Linked DNA regions of Mus musculus: region 1 is linked to region 2. A link is a loop called in an ENCODE intact Hi-C map of the cell type or tissue named here. Cell type or tissue: heart. All regions are shown on one strand.

Region 1 (8,000 bases), 140 kb after region 2:
CTAGATGTTCACTCTTTGTTTCGTTCTTTGTGAGAGGCAGGATGAGATGCGAGGCAGGATGTGATGCGTAGGCTCCCAGTCCTTGCTCCTCACGGCAAACCCTCTCAACTATCCACTAGAATTACCACTTCTTCCACCATGACTCAGTGCTGTTAGGGAACAGTTCCTTTCCTCTCGCCATTGTAGGAAGAAACACTATTGGTCCACGACAAATAGTGCAGAATGGTTACATCCGAGGCCAGTCTGTCTCCTCAGCAGAGCCTGTAAGATCATGGTAGGGACTGAGGATGGTGGGGGTTCATACGAGCTCAGCAGAGGGGTAAAGCTCTTGTAATGCTGTGTTGTTCACAATGAGGACCATGTCACTGTCGACTGATGGGCTTAGCAGTCTCCATGATCTCACACAGAAGTGACATTAATGTCTCACCGCTAGGGACAACTCTTCTGGAGGAAATGTAAAGAAGCAAGGTTATATAGGAAGGCAGGCAGCCTGGTGAGGGAGCCTTAAACACTGCATGTCTCTAGATCTTGTGGCTAGAGCCTGATTTTATTTTCTTTCTCCCCTTGCTTTTCTTCTCTTACCCACTTTCCCTCTCTTCCTCTTCCCCCTCCCACTTTTTTAATTTTTTATTTCTTTTTGGTCAGTGTTAGGAATGAAGCCCGAGGTTTCTCATGGCTAGGACAGTGGTTTTTTTTTTTTTTTTTTTTTCCATTTTTTATTAGGTATTTCGCTCATTTACATTTGCAATGCTATACCAAAAGTCCCCCATAGCCACCCACCCCCTCTCCCCTACACACCCACTCCCCTTTTATGGCCCTGGCGTTCCCCTGTACTGGGGCATATAAAGTTTGCGTGTCCAATGGGCCTCTCTTTCCAGTGATGGCCGACTAGGCCATCTTTTGATGCATATGCAGCTAGAGTCAAGAGCTCCGGGGTACTGGTTAGTTCATAATGTTGTTCCACCTATAGGGTTGCAGATCCCTTTAGCTTCTTTGGTACTTTCTCTAGCTCCTTCATTGGGGGCCATGTGATCCATCCAATAGCCGACTGTGAGCATCCACTTCTATGTTTGCTAGGCCCAGGCATACTCTGACAAGAGACAGCTATATCAGGGTCCTTTCAGCATAATCTTGCTAGTGTATGCAATGGTGTCAGCATTTGGAAGCTGATTATGGGATGGATCCCCGGATATGGTAGTGTCTACATGGTAGGACAGTGTTCTTTAACCATGTCTTCAGCCCTTTCTTTTTACTTTTACATTTAGGGACAGTCTTTTTTAATTAATTAATTAATTTATTATTAGATATTTTCTTTATTTACATTTCAAATGCTATTCCCTTTCCTAGTTTCCCCTCTGAAAATCCCCTATTCTCTCACCCCCTCCCTGCTCCCCACCCACCCACTCCCATTCCTGGCCCAGGCATTCCCCTATACTGGGGCAAAGAACGTTCACAAGACCTAGGGCCTCTCCTTCCATTGATGACTGACTAGGCCATCCTCTGCTACATATACAGCTAGAGCCACAACTCCCAGCATGTGTTTTCTTTGATTGGTGGTTTAGTCCCAGGGGGCTCTGGGGTTGCTAGTTCGTTCATATTGTTGTTCCTCCTATGGGGCTGCAAACCCCTTCAGTTCCTTGGGTACTTTTCTTAAAGACAGTCTTATTAAGTTGTCCATGGTGGCTATATTAGTCAGGGTTCTCTAGAGTCACAGAACTTATGGATAGTCTCTATATAGTAAAGTAATTTATTGATGACTTACAGTCTGCAGTCCAATTCCCAACAATGGTTCAGTAGTAGCTGTGAATGGAAGTCCAAGGATCTAGCAGCTACTCAGTCCCACACAGCAAGCAGGCGAAGGAGAGCGAGACTCCCTTCTTCCTTATATGGTCTCCAGCAGAAGGTGAAGCCCAGATTAAACATGTGTGCCACCACACCTTTAATCCCAGATGACCTTGAATTGGGAGATCTCCCTGTCTTAATCTGGAATCCATAGCCACTATGCCTCAAGATCTCCATACCAAGATCCAGATCAGAAACTTCTATCTCCCAGCCTCCAGATAAGGGTCACTGGTGAGCCTTCCAATTCTGGATTGTAGTTCAGTCCAAATATAGTCAAGTTGACAACCAGGAACAGCCACTACAGTGGCCTTGAACTCACCCTTGTGGCCCAGATGTCTTAGTTACCATTCTATTGCTGTGAAGAGACACCATGACCATGGCAACTCATAAAAAAAAAAAAAAAAAAAAAAAAAAAAAAGCACTGAGTTCAGGGCTGGCCTACAGCTTCAGAGGGTTAGTCTGTAGTCATCATGACAGACAGTGCGTCAGGAGGCCTGCCGCTGGAGAAGTGACTGAGAGCTACATCCTCATCTGCATGCAGAGGAAATGCCGGGGACTGGCATGGGCTTTTGAAACCTCAAAGCCTACCCCCAGTGACACACTTCCTCCAACAAGGCCACACACACCTGCTTCAACAAGGCCACACCTCCTAATATTTCTAATTCTTTTAAGTAGTGCCATCCTCTGGTGACTAAACATTTAAATATATGAGCCTATGGTGTCCATTTGCCTCCAAACCACCACAGCAGGCAAACCTCCCCCTTCTGATCCTCCTGCCTCAGGCTTTCAAGCTGCTGGAACTATAGGCCTGTACCACTAGGGTAAGATTCTCACTCTCTAGGATTCCTTTGGCACAACTCCTGGGGATTAAGTTCAAGAGAGGCATCTGGGACCTCCAATGTCTCTCTCCCACGTGAGGAGGTCTTTTCCTCTTTCTTGCTGTGGCCGTAACATTCGTTTATAGTTCTCGGTCACTGTGATTATCAGTGGTACCCAGGAAGATGTCCCATGCCTTTCCCTAAAGGAGAAAATGGAACATTTTATATGTGTCTCTTTAAGGGAACGAGAATGTGGGGTACATGGGATAAAAGGTAATGACAAGTCTAATAGTCAGATAAGAAAAAAAGACAAATCAAATTAATATGATAGTTGCGATTACCTTGAATGCATGACATGGTAAGTGCTCTCTTTTAATTTGTGTGTTATTGTGGATTCTATCCACAGACTGGTAGTCTTGTGAATTGTTATTTTCTTTAATAAAAAATAAACCAGGGTAGATAGACTGTAATCTACAGGGCCATCAGTGTAGAAACAAATCAAATGACTGTGACAAGGGACTAGAGGAAATAATTAGAGTGTGACACATCCACATAGCGCACTGTGAGATGACTGTGGCTGCTGTACTGTCACATTCGGAGGTCCTGGCTCTGTGTTGTCAGTGGAGAGGATCAGGAACAGACTCTAGTGAGTGCAAGTTTATGTAAACACTTGGAAGTATTTTCTATAGGGGTATAAAAACGTTATTGAGAATGGGTTACTAGAAATTCTTTATTTTGATTATTGAAATTTCCTAGTTTTTAAACTAAACATGGATTACATATGTAAGAAGTGAAATGTTTATATAGCTATAAAGATATACAGTCTTACAGTAAGAGGTGTCAAATACTATTTATAAGCAACACTGCCATCTAGTGGATCAAAGGCAAAACTCATTCCATTTCTGCAATTTCTTCATTTTTTGTTTTTGGAGTTGAGAAATGGTAGTCTGATATTTAGAATTTTTGTTTAGATTTGTTTAAATTTAAATATTTAAAAGTGAAAACACAAGTTTTACTATATCTCTTTATAGGCACATTAATCTGTAAGAACAATTCTGAACTGTGTATGGAAAATATAAGGCATAGTTTTTAATATTTTTTAAAATTTATGTTCATTTTTCTTTTTTATTGAAAAGGATTCTTTGCTCATACATTATATCCTGATTATAGTTTCCCCTCTCTGCTCCTGGTTTCTCCCAGCTCCGTCGCCTTCTGGATCCACGCCCTTTCTATTTCTCACTAGAAAAGGACAGGCTTCTAGGCGATAACATCCAAACAGGACAAAATAAAGTCTAACAAGAAGCAAACCCATCATATTGGAGCTGGGCATGGCAACCCAGCAGACGGAAAAGAGTCCTGAGAGCAGGCATGAGAGTCAGAGACCCACATGTTCTCACACTCAGAGTCCCATAAACACACTAAACTCAAAGCTATGCTAGACACAGAGGACCTAGTGCAGACCCAGTAGGCCCTATGCTTGCTGCTTTTGTCTCTGGGAGCTCGTATGAGCCCTGCCTCATTGATTCAGAGGGCCATGTTCTTCTGGTGTCTTCCATCCACCTCTAGCTCTTTCTGCTCTCTCTTTTGAGAGGCTCCTGGAGTTCTGGGGAGAGGAATTTGATGGAGACATCCCTTTTATCCCCGTCCCCGACTCTCTCCATGTAATACCTGGCTGAGGGTTTCTGCATCTGTTGCCATCAGCTGCTGGAAGAAACTTCCCTGATGATGACAGAATAAGGCACGGATCTCTGAGAATAGCAGATTATCATTACGTGTCATTTTATTGATATGTTTTTAAACCAGTAGTATTTGGTTTTACCTCTCTAGTATCTGGTTCTTAGTCACCCATGCAGTGTTAGGTATGGGTTCCGTCTCATGGAGTGGGCCTCATGTCACATCATACATTGGCTGGCTACTCCCATAAGCTTTGTACCATCATTGCCCTGACATATCTTACAGGCAGGACAGATAGTACGTCAAAGGGTTTGTGCCTGGGTTGATGTTTATAAATTGACTTAAATATGAATGAATGGTCACATTAGTCCTTTTGGTATGAAGTGGTAAATTGTCTCACAAAACCAGATGGTTAGATAGAGCTGCCCATTTTTGAGTGTCCTCTGCTTCTGTCTGCTGTAGAGAGAACACACTGTCTTTGTTCACTTAGCCTGCTTTTAACTTTTCTTTTTTTAAAGATGTTTACTGTGCACATAAAATTTCAAATATTTTGACAATATCTCTGTGAAAAAATAGTGTTAATATCCACCCGGCTTCGTCCTTCAACGTTACTTGGGATGCCCAGTAACTATGTCATGTCCCCTTCATATAATGAACTAGGTGGTTCATATGAAAAAGATAATTTTTTCTCATGGTGCTTGAAGTTGGGAAGCCCACGATCATGGTGTGGAAGACTCGGTATCTTAGGAGGTCCTTCTTTCTTGTTCACAGACGAAATGCCTCCTTACCAGGTCCGCATATAGCAGAAGGACCACTAGCTGAGCCTTGTTTTGGAGGTTTTGTTGTTGTTTGGGTCTTTTTTGTTTGTTTTATTTTGGTTTTCATTATTATTATTATTCATTTTGCATTCTTGATCACAGCCCTGCCTCTCAGTCCCACCCTTAGAAGCTGCTCCCTTCACTACCCTCTGCCCTTCTCCTCAGAGAAGGGGGAGCCCCCCATGCGTACCAACCCACCCTGGCACATCAAGTTGCAGCAGGACTAATAGCATATCCTTGCCTATTGAGGCCAAACAAGGCAGCCCAGCTAGGGGACGGGGACCCAAAGGCAGACAACAGACAGAGACAGCTCAATCCAATTATTAGGGGACCCACATGAAGACCAAACTGCACATCTGCTACTTATGTGTAGGGGGCTTAGGTCAGACCATGCTTGCTTTTTGGTGGATGGTTTAGTCTATGTGAGCAAGTTCCCGAGGGCCCAGGTTAGTTGGCTCCATAGATCTTTTTGTGATGTCCTTGACTTCTCCTGCTCCATCAATCCTGAGGTTTTAATGCCAGTCGTGAGGGCTCCTGGGGGTGGGGAGCACAGACATTCTGACCACAGCACTGTTAGGTCGTTGCGTTTGAGTGCTAACTCTTGCCTCTCTGCCACACTGCAGGCGAGCTGATCAACCTGGCCATGTACTGCGAGAGGATCAGGAGGAAATTCTGGCCCGAGTGGCACCACGATGATGACAACACCATTTATGAGTCTGAGGAGAGCAGCGAGGGCAGCAAGACTCACACACCCATGCTGGATTTTAGCTTTTACTCCAGGACAGAGACCTTTGAGGACGAGGGGGCTGAGAACAGTTTCTCCAGGACCCCAGACACGGATTTCACCGGACACTCTCTCTTTGACTCCGATGTGGAGATGGATGACTACACAGACCACGAACAGTGCAAGTGATGCCCCATCACGGAGCCTCGTCCTCAGGAGCCACCGCTCCCTGGGGTTGGTCTGATTTCCCAGATAGAAATCCATTTGAGCTGGGAGGAGATCTTCAGGCCTGGACCAGTTTTCACATGCTAACTGGACTATAAGCCGCCTTATTTCTTTTCCTTGTTTTTCGTTTTTGTACAAACAAAACCAGAACCATTCAGATGGCTCCGTCTAAAACAGACAAAACAAATATCAGCATGGTACCTGAAATCCATTTTTGTTTTCATTAGAAAACCAATATTGTGTGGGAGGGCAGGTACACGAGTGGGTTGTCAACTGGGTGTTCTATTGATCCTTTTCAACGGGGGACTTGGTTGTCAGATGGATTCTTGACCATCTTTCATCAACTGGGGTTTTAAGTAATGAGAAATACCATCAGAAAAGACATAGGAGCTCATGTCCCTTGGCTGCTGTTGTACGTGTGTGTGTGTACTTGTATGTCGAGACAGAAGTCAAGTGAAGTCCACCAATTTTCATTGGATGGCTGTTACTTGTGCGGCGCTGAGTGGGGGTGCTACACAACACGAGTTTCATTATCAACCCTGCCGGTGACTAGCTGTGTGGTTCAGGGCAGGTCCTTTAACTATTGTGTGCCTCATTTCTCCCACCTGTACAGTGGGGGTTACAATACTCTCCACCTACCTACCTCACAGGGGTGTTGTGGGGACTCACGTGGCAGCATTAGTGTGATGCTTTAAACCTCTGGGAAGTGGTGCAACACGAACCTATTTTCTTCTTCATCGTGCTTCATAAATGTTAGGGTCGGAGGGCAAAGGACTTTCATACTTGGGCAACAAGTGCAGTCACTTGCCAAGGCTGTGCAGATGAAACACACACAAAACCAATTAGGACTGTGCCATTTCTCCTTGTGACTTTGCTGGCGGAACTTTGGAAGGAGCTTGGCAAATCAGCAGCAGCTACGCATGGTCCTCAGCCCTGTGCTTTAAGAACAGCATCTCTTCCTTTGCCGGGTGCATTGGAATGGGGCTTTGCTGCCCCGCAAGTGCTAACTTACCTGTGTCTATTGATTTGGAGAGGCTAAAGCTTAGGACCTTGGCAGCTTAGCAGAGATAAAGGAGAGCAGTTGACTCTGTAGGCAGAAGCTTGTCAACTGTTGTAGATTTTTTTGAAGGTTGAGATGCGTTGGGAAGAGAAGCATGAAAGTGTTCCTTGTGTCTGAGTCCTCTGCAGTTTCCTTGTCAGGTGTCCCCCTGTGGTTGGGTGACAGCATGGTATCACTGACACCAAGCCCTAGTGTTTCATGATCGCACATCCCTTCCCATCACCCCTCTCCCTGTTCTCTCTCACCACGAGCCTCTGAACTGGTGGGATTTTCCTGTATTTGTATTTGTCTCTGAAGACAGCATTGGATAGCTTAGTTCATTTCACAGGCAGTTGTGGGCCAAGGGTTCTGTGTGATGGCTGTGGATTTGGGCTGTAAGACTTAACTGCACACCAACGGCTTTGCTTCTGACCGTCGGGGTAAGGATCACTTCACATAGGGTTGCAGAGGCCCTTTGAGGATAGAAGTTTCTGAGAAGTTAATGTACTTTGCTAAAAAAGTAAACTCTCTTTAATGTAGCTGTTCCACGGAAATCTTTAGGGTGTTATCCATTTTCAAAGAGGAAGTGTTTTGAAGATGTTTGCCACCTAGGTAGCCATAGGGCATATGGAAATGGGAATAATGTTGAACTCCTAAGTTAGAAATTCTTACCTGTACAAACCTTAGCTATGAATATTTTGTATTAAAACCATTCCTACTAGGAGGGCCTGTTTGATGAGGAGTGTGAGAGAGGGGAGAAAGTGTGCATGAGTAGGTGTGCTTGGGTGTCAGTGTCATTTGGGTGTCTCCTGGTGTTCTGAGCAACTGGTAGCAGGTCTGTGTGACTAGGGAATCTCTTG
Region 2 (8,000 bases):
GGTCTCCATACAAGTTCCAGGAGAGCCAAGGCTACATAGAGATAGCCTGTCTCAAAAAACAATCCTGCAAAGAATAGAAGATTAAAAAAAAAGATTGTTTTTATTCTTTCCTTTTGGTTTTCAGAAACCATTTAATCCTTTCTGATTTCTACCTTCTCCCTGCACAGACACACAGAAGATTGTAACGTATGACCCAGTCTGGTCTTTAACTCCCAGGCTCAAGTGACCTTTGGGACTCAGCCTCTGCACCAAGTCAGACTATATTCATGTGATGGTTTGAATAATAATATCCCACAGGCTCATATATTTGAATGATTAGGCACCAGGACTATTTGAAAGGATTAAAAGAATTGGGAGGTGTGGCTTTATTGGAGGAAGTGTGTCACTGGGGATGTGCTTCATGGTATCAAAGGCCCATGCCACGCCCAGAGTCACTCTCCCTGCCTATGGATCATGATGTAGTTCCCAGCCACTGGTCCAGTGTCTGCCTGCACGCCACCATCATGATGATAATGGACGGAACCTCTGAAACTTTAAGCAATTAAATGATTTCTTTTATAAAATCTGCCTTGGTCATGGTTGCTGTACACATCACTTTCTTCTTTAGATTACCTTGTCAAATGCATTCAGTAGCATCTAGTATCTAGTATCTTGCTTTTCAAACTTTTCCATTAAATAGAAATTCATTATATATATTATTGCCTCGAAGGTTATAGTGAATCTCAGTTAAATCTGATGTTTTACTATACCATAATCTAAATTTCTACACATTAATGTTAGTAGCTATTTCTGTCAACCACCTTCTAATCTATTGCATATTTTTTAGATTTGTGATTTTCTTTTTTAGATATTTATTATTATCTGTAGCTGTCTTCAGATGCACCAGAAGAGGGCATCAGATCTCGTTACTGATGGTTCTGAGCCATCATGTGGTTGCTGGGATTTGAACACAGGATCTTCAGAAGAGCAGTCAACCGATAAGCCATCTCTCCAGCCCCTAGTGCATACAATTTTTAAGTGGCTGCTTTTTGTTCAAGATAGGCTAGCTTTCTGATATATTCACAAATGACTCAGCAGCTTACTTTGTGGTCATTGGGGAGCCTTCATATGTACTATCTGAACTGGCAGTAGCTGAATACATGTGGCCTGGTGACCAGGTCTCATAAGCATATATGCACATGTGGGGGGAGGGGACATTCACGAGCATTCCTCAGGTGCCCCTCTACCTTTGTTTTTGAGATAGGGTCTCTTAATTGACGTTGAACTCAATAGATGTTAGAGATCTGTCTACCTTCATCACTCCTAGTGCTGGGACCACAATGTACTCCACAGCTCCTGCTTTTTGTTTTGTTTTGTTTGTTTTGTTTTCTTAGGTGTGGGTTCTGGGAATCAAACACAAGTAAGTCTTCTTGCATTACAAATGATGATATCTTCCCAGCCCTATAAATAGGAACAAACAAACCTGAAGTTAAAGTTCTCTGGTAATCATTAATAGTAGATTGCCAGGTAATACAGACAAGATGCTGGCACTTGATAATTACAGTACACAATAGCCAAATTACAGACCTCATATATGATAGCTGTTCAGAGCTTTAACATAACAGCATATATTCTGATAAAATAGAACTTGACATCCACACATGGGAGTGGTGATGTGTGCCTGCAATCCCTACAAGGCATTTAATAGGCCCTCCCATTTGGATATCCAAAATGGCTAGTTTACACTAGTGTCCCTAGTCAAAATATTTAATCACTTGACAATGTAAAATTTTCTGTGCACTAATATGTTAGGTCCTTGGAGGGCAAAAGTTGTCACCCAAGTATTCGTTTCAGTTTTACTTGGGATATATTACAGATGGTTATAGGGAGCAGGAATTTTCCATAGCCTTGCTAATCCAAGCAGATTTCACCAAAGATCGTCCATTTTCCTGGCTAGAATGTTTCTCAGTGAGGTGAAGTATGGTGACATTTGATTTCAATCCCAGCAACGGGGTTGGTGGCTGCTAGTAGATCTCCTTGAGTTCTTATAGATGCTAAATGGAAATAGTCAAGTACAGGTCTCCTTCTGAGTTAGTTGTACTAACCTCATGAACTCACATCATAGTATTGCCAGATAATTGGCAGTTTTCTCCACCCCACTCCCCAAATTACATGTTGAAGGCAAACTTGAGGCTAGCAGGTGTTTACTTAGTAGGGTTTTATTCTAATCACACAGACTACATGGTTTTCAAATACTTCATTTGAGAATTACAGAATTTCTTGTAAAGGGCATTCCTATTTTCACATCTACCTATATTTTCTTTATTCAGTTTACTACAGTCTTGTTTCTAGAGTAATTTGATATTTCTTGTGCAGTTCCCAACTCAAAGACTTAGATTTTTAGTGCATGGTGTGGGTGCTAAAAACAGAGTTCTCACATTAAAGGGAATAAGAGAGTTTATTGTGGAGCCACATTTGAATGTCCATGGCACAAGGAACACAGTTATGCCAAATTTCTTTTATAACACGGAAGTGGTTTCATGACATTTTATAGTTTTTAAAGAACAGACAGTCATAAACCAAGGCAGGCTTAAGATACATTGGTGTGTACATCACAGAAGCTACAGCAAGATGGGGACACTTTTTACATCGCTGCAGATGCTATCTGATAACATTCTTAGCTCTTGGGTTGGTGGAAACTGGGAGTCAGCTAAGTTAAAAAGTTCCAAAGGCTGGGGCAGTGGTTAATAGCGCTGGTACCAGAGTTCAATTCCTAGTACCCACATGGCAGCTTACAACTATCTGTAGTCCAGCAACAAGTGATTTGACACCCTCACACAGACATGCACGCAGGCAAAACACCAATACACATAAAATAAAAATAAATAAATCATTTTTTTAAAAGTTCTAAAAGGTTTTTAATCTATTAGTCACAGGATTTAGCTCTAATATGGGGAGGTTGGCAAAGACTGGCAATTCGTGGGTAAAGCTAGGGCCAGATTGGGTAATTAGCCTCTGGACTTGTAAAATTCCAACCTCTCCACATCACTGAAGCTCCAATCAATCTTTGCAGACACAGACTTTTTCCTGGAATTCTCCTTCATAACTCTTTTTAGTTACACTGACATTTCAAGAAAGTCATTTTCCAATATTTAGGTTAAGAATGCTGTGTTTCTTAGAATTTTTGTTTCCTTTTGTAATTAAACTCCTAGTCTGGAAAGTTGACATTTTAGATATATGAACATTGTTCACGCTAAACACCTTTTACCTCCTTTCGGGAGGCCATCTTGGAGTTTAGGTAAGGAAGGACCAGTGGAAACTCTGCTTCTCAGTTACTTTTCCTTAAAGAGTAGCTGAGCGAAGTTGAACTGAGTAAATGTTCCCACCAGGGGGCGCGATGCTAGGAGGTGAACAAGGAGACCTAGCAAACACCCTGCTTCCAGAACTCAGGCTCTGCGACTCAGGCCTGGCACAGTGAGTTCCAAGTTGGCAGGGTTTGACTTGCGGTCCTCTCCGTAGTCTGAAAGAGGCAAAGCGATTCAGCATCCTTCCCAAAGCGGAACTGATTCTTAGAACGCATTTGCTCTTCGAGGGTCTCCTGCCTAAAGTTTACTAAATTCCGTCCATTGTACCGGAACGTTAGGCTCGGCTTTGTGCTGGCTGTACAAATGAAAATGTGTCGGGTATGACACGGGCTTCACACACAAGAGGGTCCAACTCGAGGTGGGTTGGGTTTGCCCTCAACAAAAATGGCGCGGACTCGTCCCGTCGGTAAGATCACATGGTCGTAAGCCTGGCTGAGAATCAGTGTGACTTCAGCCGAAAAGCGGATGTTATTATCATTCACTTCCGGGTGAGAACCACCGGGCGCCATCTTGTCTTGTTCATGAAGAAGTAGAAGCATCGAAAGGTTGGAGAGAATTACAGGAACGGTGGCGACAGCGGTATTCCGGAACCGGAGCGGGTAAGCGACGAGCAGTTTACCCCGGGGGACCTGCCGGAGGACTAAAGTCCTCTGGGTCAGTGTGGCGAACGGAGCGGGACTCAGGCTGCGTACGCTGCTTGGCGCCACCGCCAGAACCTCATTCCGGAGAAGCTCCGGCGTCCGCCCGAGAGAGTGAGCGAGAGAGCCGCTGTCGCCCGAAGGGAACCGCCTTTGGCTAAGGAGAGGGCTCACGACCCATTCTTCGAACTAAGAGTTTCCTTTGAGAAGGCAAGGGACTAATTGTTGGGCGCCTGAGCGGCCGTTAAGCAGTGCGCGTGCGCAGTGGGAACCCTTGAGGGGCAGGGAGTGTGGAGGGGCGGAGGCGGCGGGGGCCGGGATCTGGAACTTCGACTCTGCGACTCGCACTACGCAGGCGCAACCGCTTTCTGCTGCGTCCTAGACAAGTATCATTTAGTTGCTTAGTTTTGGTGTTTTTACCCAGTGATGGGTATTATGTGTTAAGCATCACTGAGGAAACAAGTAGTATCCTATATTTCAGTTGTTTCGTAGTTTTGTGGATAATAGTGTCATCTTAACAAAACTGGGCACTGAGCAAATTTTGACTGTGCTTGATTAAATTAGCAGTCTTTAATACTTCATTTACCTTTTCTCTTCCTAACCCTAGATAAAACAAAAACAATCTTGGATTTTTTTTTTTTTTTGAGTACATCCAGCTAAAACCAAACCAGAACAGTAAAGACTTTATTTGTGGGGTGGTTTTCTAAAGCATCAGGGGAGACGTAATGAGTTCTCGGATATTCTTAAGACACACAATTTAAAACATAAGTAAGCTTTATATTTAAGGACTTTTTTGAGCCTCATTATATGATCCTGGCTGGCCTGGAACTCCTGCCTTCGCTCATGAATGCTGGAATTAAATGTATTCACTACCACATCAAGCCCTAGAACTTAATTTAATTATAGAAAAATTAAACAGCTAGTGTATAACCACGTGTTTTATTTTCTCAGTAACATATACTTCCATGACACGTTTTTTTGTTTTTTTTTACTATTAATGGAACAATGTTGTTACATTATTAATTGAGGGCATGCTCCTATTTCCTTAGTTAAAGAAAAAAATCATTTTTAAAAAAAGATAGTATTTTTCTGTGGAGATCCCCTGGAACTGAAGTTACAGATGGTTGTGAGTTGCCATGAGGTGCTGGCAACTGGAGGCAGGTCCTCTGCAAGAGCAGCCGGTGCTGTAGCTGCTGAGCCTTCTGGCCACCGTCTCTGTTCAATGAAAAATTACTACTTTATGTCTATGTGTCAGTCCTAGCTTTTGTTGTCCGGATTCTTCCACTTTTGACCATTGCTAAATCTTTCAGGTGTCTGCTGTTTCCCACCAGCTTCTATTTGATTGGTCGGTGTTTTGTTTCTTTGTTACTCTGTTGCAAAGACTGGCCTAGACCGCTCAGCGCCTTTCCTGCTTTAGCTTCTTACAATTGAGATTACCGACTCGGGCTACTATAGAACTTTATTTCAGTTTGGGGGAAGGAGCCCAGGCTAGCCACCAACTCAAGATCTTAACTGCTTTCACTTCTGAATCCCTTTAGTGTTAAGAATACAGAACTGCTAGGTACAAAGAGATTTAAAACATATTTCAATTCTCATCTTTTTGTCACAATCTGTAAATGAGTTTTGTAAATATTTGCGGTCATTATTTGAAGAAGTCATTTTGAAGTCAATTGAAGCGTTTTCCTTTTTTCCATTTAAGATTTATTTTTATTTCTCTGTGTGTGTGTGTGTGTAAACATGTGTATGCACGCATGCTTGCTCATGCCTGTGTTGAGTGTGTAAATGTGCACATGAGTGTGAGGATATTTGGTCCCCTGGATCTGGAATGTCAGAAAGTCTAAGTTGTTTGATGTGATGCTGGGGTTGAGCTTGGGTGCTCTGTAAGAACAGCCAGCACGTCTTTAAGCAGTGAGCCATCCTTTGGCTCCAGGTCTGTTTGTTGTCATTTGCAGTTCTAATACAGAATAATTTATAGAAAAGACTGAATGATAATAATCCTAGTGTTAGTATCTGGGTTTACTGTAACAGATTACTACAAACTAGGTGGCTTAAAACAACTGAAATGTCCTCTTTTATGGTTCTAACGGCAAAAAGTATGAAAGCAAAGTTTGACAGGTACCTTCCTTCCTTCTGGGTTTTGATGGCACCTATCTTTCTGTTCTTTAGCTTGTAGAGTTGTCCAATCTCTGGCATTGTAGGCACAGGACAGTCTCAGATACTTATGTCTGTCCTCATCTGAAATTGTCCTCATCCTAAATTGAGTACTGTATCCACACAGACACTGGTTTCCAAATAAGTACAGGTAACATGGATTTAGGACTTCAGCCTGTCTTTGGGAAGATTACCAGTTAGTCCATAACTCTGGTTTTAGTTTTTTCCAGCAGTATGATACTGTTGATAATCAAGTGCAGTCTTTGGTTATTGGCTTTTCTAGTCTTCCCAAATTCAAGTTGTTTTTCAAGAAAATCACATTTAACTTTACCCTGTGAAAGAAAATTTTGTCAACAGTCTGTTGCATGAATCATCAAAATTAGACTTCTCCAAACCTGAAAAGTTGATGATCTCTGAAAATAAGTCTTAAAAGGAGACTAAGCTGATTCAATCTTTTTTTTTTTAAAGCCACATTTATCTATTTTGTGTACGTATGTCTCTGTGTGAGAACACACGTGCCTTGACATGTTTGTGGAGGTCAGAGGACTACTTTCACGAATTGGTCCTCGTCTTTGACCATGCATGTGTGTTACAGGGATAAAATGCATTCAGGTTACCAGGATGGGTGGCAAGTGCCTTTACCTACTGAGCTATTTTATGGCTCTCAGGATTTTTTTTCTCCTTGTGTTGGGGGGACATGAGGGTGCTGGGGATCATACATAGGCTTTGCATATGTAAGCCAAGTTCTCTACTACTTACGTGTATCCCTAGGTCCTAGAAATCAAACCATGGCATTAAATAAATAGTAATATTAAGATATACTTTTTGTGGCTAAAGTTGCATATTTAGTGGGTAACATATATGAGTGATAAATGAGTAAAATACCTAACCATTTAATATAAACACAATACAATGATAGAGCGAGCACTCAGTAAGGTTTCCTCTGTTCATAAGGAAATCTTTGAGCATTCAAACATTTATTCTACAAGAACTATTGCATATTAACTTTTAATTTATGGAGATTTTCAGACAGTGTCTGCCTTCAACAGTTAACGTTTTCCAAATTATTACTCACCCAATATACGACCATAAGTTTTCATGGTTTAAATCCATTATTAAAACTTAGTGGGTCTGTTGATATAGTTCAGCAGTAGTGCCTTTGCTTATCTCAAGAAACAAAAAAAAGTTGAATTAAAAATTGTGTCTGTGGAACTGTTCATATTGAACATAGTCATGTTTTCCAAACTAAAAGTCCAAATACAGGACCAAACTCAACAACAAGCTTCAAAATACTTTACAAGTAGGAGCAGGTACTTTTAATTTAAAATAGGTTCTGGCAGGGCTGTGGTGGTGCATGCCTTTAATCCATCACTCAGGAGGCAGAGGCACTCAGGTCTCCAAGTTTGAGACCAGCTTGGTCTGCAGAGTGAGTTCCAAGACAGCCAGGGCTATACAGAGAAATCAACCTATCTTTAAAAACAAAAACAAAAATACAAACCTGTCTGTCAGTGGGTTATATATTTATAGGTACAGCCAATTGCAGATTAGAAGTACTTGGTAAAGTGGATCTAGTAAGCATACTCAGATTTTTGTTTTATGTAACAAAAATGCTATTTTATGTGAGGGAGCTGAGCATCCTAAAGTTTTGGTTCCCTATGGATATTACATCAATCATCCACGGATACTGAAGGGCGTAATATGCATGTTTTTTTGGTTTGGTTGTGGGATAGCATCTCAGAAGGAGGATACAGGTTGCTATGGACATATGGCCCAGCTGACCTTGAACTCAGAGATTTGCCTTAGTGCTGGTTCCCGTCCCCACCCCCAGCACTGTAACCTGTGCTTTGATTCTTGTATATCAGGAGTC

What was found. A loop is a pair of places that touch in the nucleus more often than their neighbours do. Peaks named below come from ENCODE experiments on the same cell type or tissue, not always from the same donor. Only the 100,000 strongest peaks of a DNase experiment are listed, where the experiment ranks them.
Region 1: a loop joins it to region 2, with 12 times the contacts of the local background. A loop is called at or near these places in 11 of 42 quality-filtered maps.

Annotation. Positions count from the first base shown.
Region 1 is chr4:21,987,523-21,995,522 of GRCm38, forward strand. Faxc (failed axon connections homolog) reads left to right here. Exons shown (of 6, transcript NM_175234.4): 6 at 5,776-8,000. The coding sequence ends at 6,065. Among named protein-coding and RNA genes, the nearest start is that of Gm42260, 33 kb to the right of the region's middle. In heart, a CTCF peak has its summit at 3,522 (motif pointing left); no DNase peak of the experiment used is centred here.
Region 2 is chr4:21,844,197-21,852,196 of GRCm38, forward strand. It overlaps Pnisr (PNN interacting serine/arginine-rich), which reads left to right and starts at 3,852. Exons shown (of 11, transcript NM_001369189.1): 1 at 3,852-3,943. It overlaps 4930528A17Rik (RIKEN cDNA 4930528A17 gene), which reads right to left and starts at 4,252. Exons shown (of 1, transcript NR_028384.1): 1 at 2,131-4,252. In heart, a CTCF peak has its summit at 3,361 (motif pointing right); DNase peaks (open chromatin) are centred at 3,455, 3,795 and 4,275; H3K4me3 peaks cover 2,576 bases; H3K27ac peaks cover 1,408 bases.